Linked DNA regions of Homo sapiens: region 1 is linked to region 2. The links are chromatin contacts, found by Hi-C in ENCODE. All regions are on one chromosome and are shown on one strand. The core of a region is the stretch at or near the end of the contact, and the rest is flanking DNA. Distances in the headings are between cores, read along the strand shown. Region 1 holds the start of AK5 (adenylate kinase 5). Region 2 overlaps ST6GALNAC3 (ST6 N-acetylgalactosaminide alpha-2,6-sialyltransferase 3).

What was found. A loop is a pair of places that touch in the nucleus more often than their neighbours do. Pooled maps may share reads with other maps.
Region 1: a pooled map shows a loop between it and region 2 (5-fold over the local background). The contact joins the promoter of AK5 here to the enhancer-like site in region 2. A Hi-C loop is called at or near these places in 3 of 50 pooled maps.

What each region holds. Positions count from the first base shown.
Region 1 is chr1:77,280,350-77,285,925 of GRCh38, forward strand. It overlaps AK5 (adenylate kinase 5), which reads left to right and starts at 1,670. Exons shown (of 14, transcript NM_174858.3): 1 at 1,670-2,024. The coding sequence starts at 1,965. RefSeq lists a silencer at 1,530-1,589.
Region 2 is chr1:76,152,045-76,156,905 of GRCh38, forward strand. The region is part of intron 1 of ST6GALNAC3 (ST6 N-acetylgalactosaminide alpha-2,6-sialyltransferase 3); the gene reads left to right. Among named protein-coding and RNA genes, the nearest start is that of ST6GALNAC3, 80 kb to the left of the region's middle. RefSeq lists a silencer at 2,237-2,346. Within about 2 kb of position 2,792, at least 19 of the 41 ENCODE cell types and tissues checked have a DNase peak (open chromatin) inside an H3K27ac peak, as active enhancers do.

The DNA of each region.
Region 1 (5,576 bases), core at 420-2,919, 1.1 Mb after region 2:
ACTAAAGTACACTTAGAATTATGCATTTCTTCAAGGGAAGACAGGTGAGCCATGCTCTGCCAGATTCTTGTCTGCAAAGGATGACCTTGAAAAGTCCTGGAGAAACTGGCCTTTTCATTCCTGCGTGTTCACCTCCACTGTGCCTGCTCACAAAGGAAGCCTTAATGCCACGGACCATTGTACTTTTCAAGCATCATTGCATAGGGAAGAGACACTGCCTTCACTACTGCCATAGCCAATCTTAAATAAGCTAAAGAAATACTAGAAGTTGGGACTGTAAGTGAAATGGCATATTCTAAGGGCAAAAACCAATTTCCATGGAACTGAAATACCTGCCTCGTTTAAGGCAACCATATGACACACGGGTTCACAAGTGCTAAAAGTTCATTTACTCCCTCAGGTAAAACAAAGCTGCAGCTGTAGTTAAGGCTTGAGCTGCAGTTGTTTCCGGAACAAGAAATAGAACCAAGAAAAGATCTGCAAAGAAGCACTTGAAATGGACATTCAGACTCTATAGTTTTTTAAAGCAGTGGCAGCGTTGCTTCTTTCTCCAGCCAGACCCCAGATACCAGTGCCTACCAAAGTGTCCTCTCTCACACACCCTCCTACAGTGTTAGGCTTTGTGGGAAGTTAGAGATCATATTCTCCGGGGGCAAGGACTATCTCCCAAATAGGCAATGTGAAGACATCTTAGCAGGGAATTGAGTCATCTTGGGAGCTAGGAGGAAGATGGGTTACACCTTAACAATGGTCTGCAGCAGGAAGATCCATTAACCATTATGCCTTAGCGCACCCACTCATACTCACTCATATTCCCCCAGGGGTGCTCTGATACGACACTGTCCACGGACTGCACACTCTTCAGGTCTAATTAATGATGCCCACCCTCCCCACCTACTAAACACATTTGCAATTTAAGCATCTCTAGCTCTCCACTACCACCCACCTTTCTCCTCCACTGTCCCTTCTTCTCCATGGAGATAATTAACTAGTTGACTACTTATTAGTCCTTCAGTTGATTAGGATTTCAGGCTCACACTAAGGCCTTATCCTAAAGTCTATAAAGATTTGTGACACCGACAGGGTAAAAATTCGAAACCAGCTAGCAAAACTTTCCTGAAGGATAGAGATACTCAAGATCTAAAAATTATCTGAAGGGTTGGATTCCACACCATGAATCCCCTTTTCCCCCTTCCCCACAGCTCCCTATAGTGAAAGATCCGTAACCTTAGGAATAAATGATAAATCCTGTGACTATTAGGTTTTTCCTGGGAGTTCCTCGGAGACCCGGAGGTAACCGTGTATGTGCGTGCGAGTGTGTCTGTGTGCGTACAAGGTCCGGAGAAGCGAAACGGTCGCAGGTTCCTACAGACCCCGACCCTGTTCCCTTGGCCACCTGGTCCCCGGTAGCTGCATCCCTGGGCGGCGCACGCAGTGAAGCGTCGCGCTCTGGCGCCGGTGCCGCACCGAGGGGTATGACTACGACCCCTTGCGCGTGCCCGCCCCCACCTCCGCACCTCGCGCCAGCCCGCGCAGCGTGACCGGCAGCCGCCGCAGACCCGGCTCGGGGAGGCGCGGAGCGCGGCGCGCTGAACCGGAGAGGCGGGCCGGCTGCTGCCTTGCGTTCGCCACGCTGTCCTCCCTCCTCCGCTCCCTGCGCCCCACCCCTGGCGGCCGCGCTGCCTGGCAGCCCGGGAAGCCGCGGCACAGCTGCTCGGCGCCTGCAGCTCCGGCTCGGGGGCTGGAACCGAAGCGGGGGCGGCGGGAGCGCGGAGACCACAGCCCCCGGGGAGAGGCGGAGGGGGTCCCTGGCCTGGGCGGAGAGGCTGAGCTGAGTGCGCGTGAGAAAGAGGGCTGCACCGCTGCTCGGCGCGGACTCTGCCAGCCCCAGCTTCAGCCCCGGCTCAGGTCGCCGCAGCCCGGGAGCCTCCCCGCTTGCGCCCCAAGGCACGCGCGGCACAGCCATGAACACCAACGATGCCAAGGAGTATCTGGCCCGGAGGGAAATCCCTCAGCTTTTTGAGGTAGGGCTAGAGCTGGCCGACGGGCGGTAGCATCCGGGGACTGCATCTCAGGGGTTCGGGTTGAGGCAGCCGCGCCCCGTCCCACCTTCCCCACACGGGGCATGTAATGAAGGGGCTTGTAGAAGCGCACTCGCCCGCTCCCCCGAGGGTAGTCGCCTTTCCCGCGGGTTGCCAGGGTCCTTGTCAGAAGGCTGGGCTTAGAAGCCTGCATCTCACAGATCAAGTTTCAGTCTTCCAGCAGGGTTCTGAAAGCAGCCTGCTCCCATCGCGCCCCTCGGATGTGGACACCCAGGGTGGGCTGCAGACCGCGGCCGGGCCGCACTCTCTGGGGGCGAGGGCCAGGTCAGGTGGCTGCACTGTCGCCCAGCAGCGAGTAAAGACTCGAAACTGAGGGAGCCAGAGCCCTAGTCACTCTGCTGGTCGAGGGTCGGAACCCCTGGGGGAAAGAGGAAATGTGGACGAAGGCAGCCCTTCCTGGAGACAGCTTGGAAGAGAGGGATGAAGATGCAAAAAGCAAAACCCAACCTATCAAGTGCCACCTCCCCGGTGACAGGCCCCCAGCCTTGCTCTGCGCTTTCGCTGAATGAACTCCTGAGCACGTTTTTCCCGTTGCCTAGGAAGGGTTGGGCCGCAGGTTTCGCCAGTGCTCGACAACCCACCTGGAGATAGCGGGTCGGGGAGGGAGCTGCGAGGGGGGCGGACTCCTGTTGCTCAGTCTTCAGACCGCAGCACAGCATCATCTGCACCGGGACCCGGGAATGGGGGGACACTTGGAGACTGAGAGAGAGGAGGCTCGAGGAATGAACCTTGGTCTGTTCTAAGCCACAACCCCTGTCTCAGGTCGTTTGGCTTCCTTTCCTTCTCTTTGTATTTGAATTTAAAAACATTCCTGAATCTCAAGTGCTTTTGCTTGAAGTAGGGGGGAGGAGGAGAAAAGAATAGAAGCAAGCCAGGCTTCCTAAGCGAGCTCTGAAAGGAGAAATCCATTCACTGCAAACCTCGTTCCCCATTTCTGAAAACGGATAGACTGATATCGTAAACTAAAGGTCATGAGGGTTTTTCCCCCCGGTTTGGGGGATTTGTTCTGTTAAAAGGAATTTTAAAGCACCACTTGAGAAAATAATTTTGCCTCAGTTTCCCTAAACTATCTTTAAAATGGGTTGCCATAATTACAGGTCTTCTTTTCTCTCACCTCTATAAGCCACCGTTTTCAGGTCATCTGAAGTCAAGATTTCCAGGTAAACCACTCACTGAACTCAAGCGTGGTATGTGAAGCCCAAATCTAGCAAATGTGTTACTCCTGCGTGAAAATAATTAGGTGGTGTTGCATAAGGACAGGTCTTGAGAATATGTGGGAATCTTAAGAGTTGTTTTTTTTGTTTGTTTTTATTTTCAAAAAGTAAATATGGAAATTAAGAGGCGAAGGTTTTTCTCACAAAGATTACTACTGAGATATATTTCATTTCTACGCTTCTAAAAGAATCATTAAAAACATCTGTAGGAGGACCACGTGATTGCAAAAATTCCTACATAGTACATCTTTTTTTCTTTGTAAATGTGGGTACTGTTTTTCCTCCTTGGTGGAAGGTAACCACAGAGAAGTTTGATAGTTTATTAAAATCTACACTGTGCATGCAAATAAGTTATGGCAGGCCTTTTTGTTAAGGTTTTATGTTTCTTATTTACTTTTCTGCATATGAATGGGATAAATAATGCACACCCAGAAAAGGAAGTCAACTTGCTTGGGTGAAATACAGTAATGGACTTAGATTCACTTGTGGACAATGAGAAGATGGAAGTAGACTGCTGGTGACCTCAAAGGCTACATCCTTCAGTAAGACGAATCTGTGCTATGCGCAGCTCAAGAGGGAAGGAAAATCTGGCAGTTCTCCATGTGATTAGTGTAGACTGTAAAACTAAAAACTTTAGGTTTTTAAAATGGATTTTGCCCACCACAATATTTTAGGTGTACAAAGTTTAACAATTAGCTGTCTACTAAACACCAAGACATTGGCCCCAGCTGTGGATTTTAGACGCTATTACAGACAAACTGACTGATTATTGTATTGACGTATTGTCAGACAAGTAAATATATCTAACTGACCTTTTCAGATTTTTTCCTAATTTGAGACATCATGTAAGCTAAATGGAATATGGGATATCTCTGGTACGTTCATGTTTGAAATGTGTTTCCAGTTTTAGACTTTTTTAAACCCACTTTCTTATTATTTTGTCATGAGTTCTTAATTCTGGCTAACCTTATGGTGTGTATATTGATCTTGTAGCTTACAGCAGAGATTTGGCAATCAATTTGAATACTGTGGAAAGTCAGATTATTCAAGGTCTCAAAGGGTTCACTCAGAGACTGAGCAATAATATGTGCTGGTTGTCTTCAATCCCTGATAGTGGCTGGCTATTAGAAGAAAAGATTTGAATTATCCGTGAAGGAATGGAGCTCATTGTCCCATTTTAAAATCAATGCCCTTTGGTGAACCAGTATTGTTTAAGGACGCTGGAAATGTATATTTTCAGAAAAGAGTCATTGAGAGTGTTCACCCATTTCAGGCAATAGTAGGGATAAAAAGAGGGCATTTTGCAGAGGGCACAGAGAATCTCATGTTTTCTTTTATCTCATATCACGTTTCTGCAACAGGTACAGAGAAGAACATATGGGTTTTGGAATTGGAAACATTGAATTGAAATCCTGGGCCTAGGAGTTTCTAGTTGAGTAAACTAGAGCCATCACTAATATCTCTGAGCCATGATTTCCTAATCTATAAAATGGGGATAATAAAGTCACACAGGGCTGAGAATGCACTGGGTATGCAAATAAATATATGACACAGAGGCTTTTATTTATTAATGAGGCTAATACTGGCTTGGCGTATGGGAAGAATGTGAGAAGCTCAACTGCAATGTGTGTGTATATGGGACAGATTTTGACAAACAAACTGAATTGGATGCCCGGGTAATTTTTTCTGCTCCCTCTGCAATTGAACTTGGCTGATGGAGGTGCACACTCTAGCTTACTCTATTTAGGATTTCAGAAAACAAATGTACCTAGTGAGAATTGCCTACCATTCTGAGGAAATTACACAGGAAATAATTGAAAATAAAATACTGTATTTAAACAGATGTCAGCCCTTCAAAGGGTGTTTTGTATACTAACAATGTATATTGGTAAGAATAATCCTTTATGCATTTTCCATGAAATACTCTAAAGGAAAATATTTTGCACATCAGTCCAGCTTCCAGGAATCAGCATTTCCAAACTGGTAGCATTTTTAGAATCTAGTGCCAGTGACACATCAGACACCATGAACCAAAAAAGTAATAGCAGGATCATGCTTTGTTTCTTTTCCCCTCTGGAATCTCAGTGGATATCGTAGTGACTTACTCTATGTCAAATAGTAATTTTTTTTTTTAGTCTCAGACCTAAATTTTTTTGAGTCTCAGTTAGACTTGAGCTTTGAGGGATTTTTTTTTTCCAATTGGAAAACAGTTAAATATGCACCTACCAAATGCCAGGGAAAGCATCAGTATCTGGGGATT
Region 2 (4,861 bases), core at 1,542-4,041:
GTCCTTCCCACCATGGGCTCTTTAGTCTTTCTTGGAGTGAAAAATTGTCAAAAGATTAAATCCTATTTGGGAGCCAGAGAAAAAGCAAAAGAATGGCTGAGCGTGTAAATAAAGTCTCCTAGGAAGATCATATTTTTGAAGGTATTTATTATTCATATCTTTTTGTCATTGTCGTGTTGTAAGTGTTTACCTGGGCTTCTAGCTTTTTGCTTTTCCAAGGACACTGCTGATCCATCCTAGAAGAAGCTGACAGCCACCACCTTGACACTGGCTTATTGCTGTCCAGGTTATTTAAGATGCGGAGGAAATCTTATCACAGAGAAGCAGCTTCTAAACATGTCCTGCCAGGTGGGTGATGAGGTAAAGACTGCCCAGGCGGCCTTGTGCACACCACATACTTGTGGAGCCACTTTGATGAAAGGGTCTGGATTATTTGCAAAGTCTTGTGCTAGGTGAAGGTGGGCTCTTTCTTAAATTCTGAAATGCCCACGAGTCTTTGGTAATGTTCATAGTGAAGCATCTGAGCTGAGCCTGAGGCTTCCCAGGAGGCTGTGCCAAGGACAAAACACACTGAGGATGTTGACCATGGCCTCCTGACAGAATGAAAGGCCCCCACAGTTTCAATTTAAACCGTAAACATTTAAATAGAAAATGAAGTGCTGGTGTATGACTCTGAACTTGTGAGACTAGCTGAAAACACCATTTTGACCGTTGGGCAGAGATTTCCCATCATGGGATCAGCCATAGACCATATCCACTGGGAACATGGAGAAAAGGTTTAGAGGTTCCACCAACATTTTCCTTAATTCTTAGATGCCTTTTGGTGGTTGAATTCTGTCCTTATTTTCTTATTTCCTGAAGCCCAAAATATAAGCTCTATAATGTGGTCATTCATAAACCTTTAGGGATATTCCTATTGGAAAATGTTGTGCAAGTCTTATTTTAGAGTTCCCAGAAGGGAATTACCGGACCTTAAGATATGCACGTTTTGAAGATATTGGATACAACTGGTCTCCAGAAGTGGGAAGACCATTTTTGCTCCTTTTAATAGTGGTGTCTGGTGTCTCTTTCCTCAGATATTCAGTAATGGATATGTCATGCTTTTTCATTTTGCCCTTCTGATAGGTGGAAAATGACGTAACATCCTTAATTTAAGTTACATTTTTTGGATGCCATTGTGAATTTTTTTTCCCCTATAGCTATTGCCTATTTGCATACCCTCTGAAGTTGCCCGTTCTTGAAGGACACTGATAATGTTCTCCTCCCCTGCCCTTTCCTTTTTGTTGCCAGAATAACCTAATCTAAACCAGAAACTCCATCTTTTCTTCCCCAGGGCTCCTATAGACCCATAGGCGGCTAGAGTGTACCTGTGAGCCTCTGGGGAGATGTCTCACCGCCAGAGAGCTGTCCCCAACTCAGGACCTCACCTGCCTGTGCGTGCGAAATTACACCTGAGATGGAGTGGCTGTGTCCAGCTAACAAAGCCGTTTGGGGAGGGGATTTCAAGCATGGCTATTCCTTGTTCACTTTAATAAAACATGGCATGAATTCAGGCAAAGGGACTTACTCCTTACTCCCTCACCTCAGATTTTTCTGTGTTTTGCTGTTGGTATAACTTGTCCTGTGTTGCTAAGTTTTAAACATATCTATATTTTGTTTAAAACACTAACCATGGCTTTGTTTGAGTGGCTTATTTTTATGTCCTAAGGAGTTGACCTAGACAGGGAACAGTTAGTCATATTCTGTTTCAGGCCAATGCCTCTGAGCCCCTTCCCTTCTCGTTTTTCTCTGTCTGAAATGATGCTCTTGGCTGGCCCCATTTTGCTGTTTGTCCAAACGGGCGCCCCTCAGCAATGGGCAACTTTCTCCATTTTGGTGTCTTATCTAAGACCTTGCCCACTGGCTTAAAGAGTTGGCTTGGGTTCCGTCACAGTGATGAGTTGCCTGTCCCGCCGTCTGTAGTCGGGAGGGCTTTTTCCGTGATGAGAATGAGCTGCAAACTCAGGCAAACACTGATCAGGAGAGACATGAAACCCAACCTGGCCCAGTCGGCTTAAAAATAGTCCAGTCATTTCACCCCTGGAATTTTCTCTTGCTTATGTGGGTGGACAATTCTCTTGGAACACCACCAAGATCATGAGGAGGAGAAAACAGAGCAGGCACCAACCACATGAATCCAACCCAGGCTGACCCCGTAGCCGGTGGTGCATTGGCCCTCACAGGTTTGCACCCTGCATGCAGGGCCCTTTCTCCCCCACGAGAGGGCGCTCTCGTCACTCTTAAAGCAATCGTACTGGGGAACACTCAGGTTGTTTCTTAGTGAAGTCCCCGAAGAGCACTGCATTTAAGCTGCTACTTTGTGTCTCAGCTTCTACTTTCAAGGTTTGTTATGAATGTAAAGACATTCTCCAACTCAAGCAAGTGTGGGCAATATTAGTGTCTGGAAACGCCTGTTGCAAATGAAGCACAGCCACTGCTTGTTTGTGTTTCGTTAGTGAAACGTGATTGTAACCCAGGGTTTTTGACGCTCACAGAAGCATCCGCCTTGGTAATGCTGTACATCCAGGCTGCTCTTCTTTGTCCCTAACCTGGTTGCAATGTGGCCGTAGCATGCTTGTGTTGACATCTGACAGGAGATGAGGACTTGACTTCCTGGGCTGATCTTGCTTATTTTGGGGAGAGCAGGAGTGCCCGTGGTTAGTGTGGATCAGCCTGACAGGAGATTTTCTATTGAGGGAGGATTTAAGACTGCATGCAGGCAAGGGAAATACAAGCCATATTTCACCAGCTCAATACACCAGGGAGCGCTACCATTTAACGAAAACCACCATTCTGACTTCCGGGTTTTTAGGTCATCTGGCAGCCACTGGGTGGGGTCAGTTTCTTGGCCCTTGATTAGAAGTTCCTTCTGATTACAAAACACCTCTTGATTGAAATCTTTGCATTTTCTTTGCATTTGCATTTCCACCAATCTTTTTATTTTTTATTTTTTTTGCCTTGGAGGATGTGTGTATGTGAGGGTGACCTTCTCTTTATTTGTGGGAATCGGGGAGTGCCCTCCTCCCTACAAAGTCACTATAAAGCTACGGGCTTTGCTGCCCTTGGTACAGGGTCTAGAAGTGGTTGTTGGGTGGTGACCAGCACAGTGACAGTTTATTTCCTGGACCTTTGAACCTAAATTCCCACAGGAAGAACATAAAGGACTCAGCAAATCTTGCCCCCCGACCCCCGTCTCCTCCATGCGCCTACACTGGAGCCATGAGTACTACTGCTACCGTCACTACAGCCAAATTATTATAGAGAATTACTATGTGCCAGGCATGGGTAATTTTTGGTTGTTTTAATCAACTTTGTTTCAAACAGCTTTAGATTTGCAGAAAAACTATGAATATAGCAAGAGTTCCCCCACTTTCTCCTTTTTTTATTTATTTTATTTTATTTTTTTGAGACGGAGTCTCTGTCGTCCAGGCTGGAGTGCGGTGGCGCAATCTCGGCTCACTGCAAGCTCCGCCTCCCGGGTTCATGCCATTCTCCTGCCTCAGCCTCCCGAATAGCTGGGACGACAGGCGCCCGCCACTACGCCTGGCTAATTTTTTTTTTTTTTTAATATTTTTAGTAGAGACAGGGTTTCACCGTGTTAGCTAGGATGGTCTCGATCTCCTGACCTCGTGATCCACCTGCCTTGGCCTCCCAAAGTGCTGGGATTACAGGTGTGAGCCACCGCGCCCGGCCTCCTATTTTTAACATATAGTTTCTCCTGTTGTTGTTGTTTTAATCATATTAGCATAACACATTTGTTACAATTAGTGAAGGAATATTGATACATTATTATTAACTGAAGCCAATACTTTATTCGGATTTCCTTTATTTTGACCTAGTGTCCTTTTTCTGCTCCGGGAGCCTACCCAGGATACCGCCTTACCTTAGTTGTCATGTCTTCTTAAGATCCTGCTGGCGGTAGTGGTTTCTCAGACTTTAAACTTGTTTTTAATGACCTTGACAGTTTTGAGGAGTACTGCTCAGGAGTTTAGTAGAAGGTTCCTCTTTTGGAATTTGTCTAAGGTTTTCTAATAATTAGACTGGGGTTATGGGTTTTTGAGAGGAAGAAGGCAGAGAGAAAATGCCATTCTTATCACATCATATTCAGGGTACATATTATTAACATGATTTAACGTTGTAGATGTTGAACGTCATCACCTCGCTGAGACGGTGTTTGTCAGGTTTCTTCTCGTAAAGTTACTGTCCCCTCTCCTTTTTTTATACTGTACTATCACAAGAAAGTGACCACGTGTAGTCCACACTTAAGGAGGGGGAGTTATATTCCACCCTCAGAGAGCACAGTACCTATAAACATTTTTGAAATTTCTCTGCACAGAAAATTTCTCTCTTCTTCCCCATTTATTTACGTATTCAATTGTTTATTTCTATCAATATGGACTCATAGAGATTTATTCCATACTTTGAGTTATAATCAAATAGTATACTACTAGATTTTGTTTGGTTTTTTTTTTGCCTCTGGGAGCTGTTTCACGTGACTCCTGTGTCCCTTTGACACACCCCCATCATTGCGGGTTTTTGTTTTTGAGGTGTTTCTTTCTTGCTTTCTTTGTGGCACTCACTACAAGATACTCCAGGATTATCTTGTACATCTTCTGCCCTAGTCCTTGAATCAGTCATTTCTCCAAAAAGCCCTGGCCTTTTTTTTGAGACGGAGTCTCGCTCTCTCGCCCAGGCTGGAGTACAGTGGCGCGATCTTGGCTCACTGCAAGCTCCGCCTCCCGGGTTCACGCCATTCTCCTGCCTCAGCCTCCCAAGTAGCTGGGACTACAGGCGCCCGCCACCACGCCCGGCTAATTTTTTG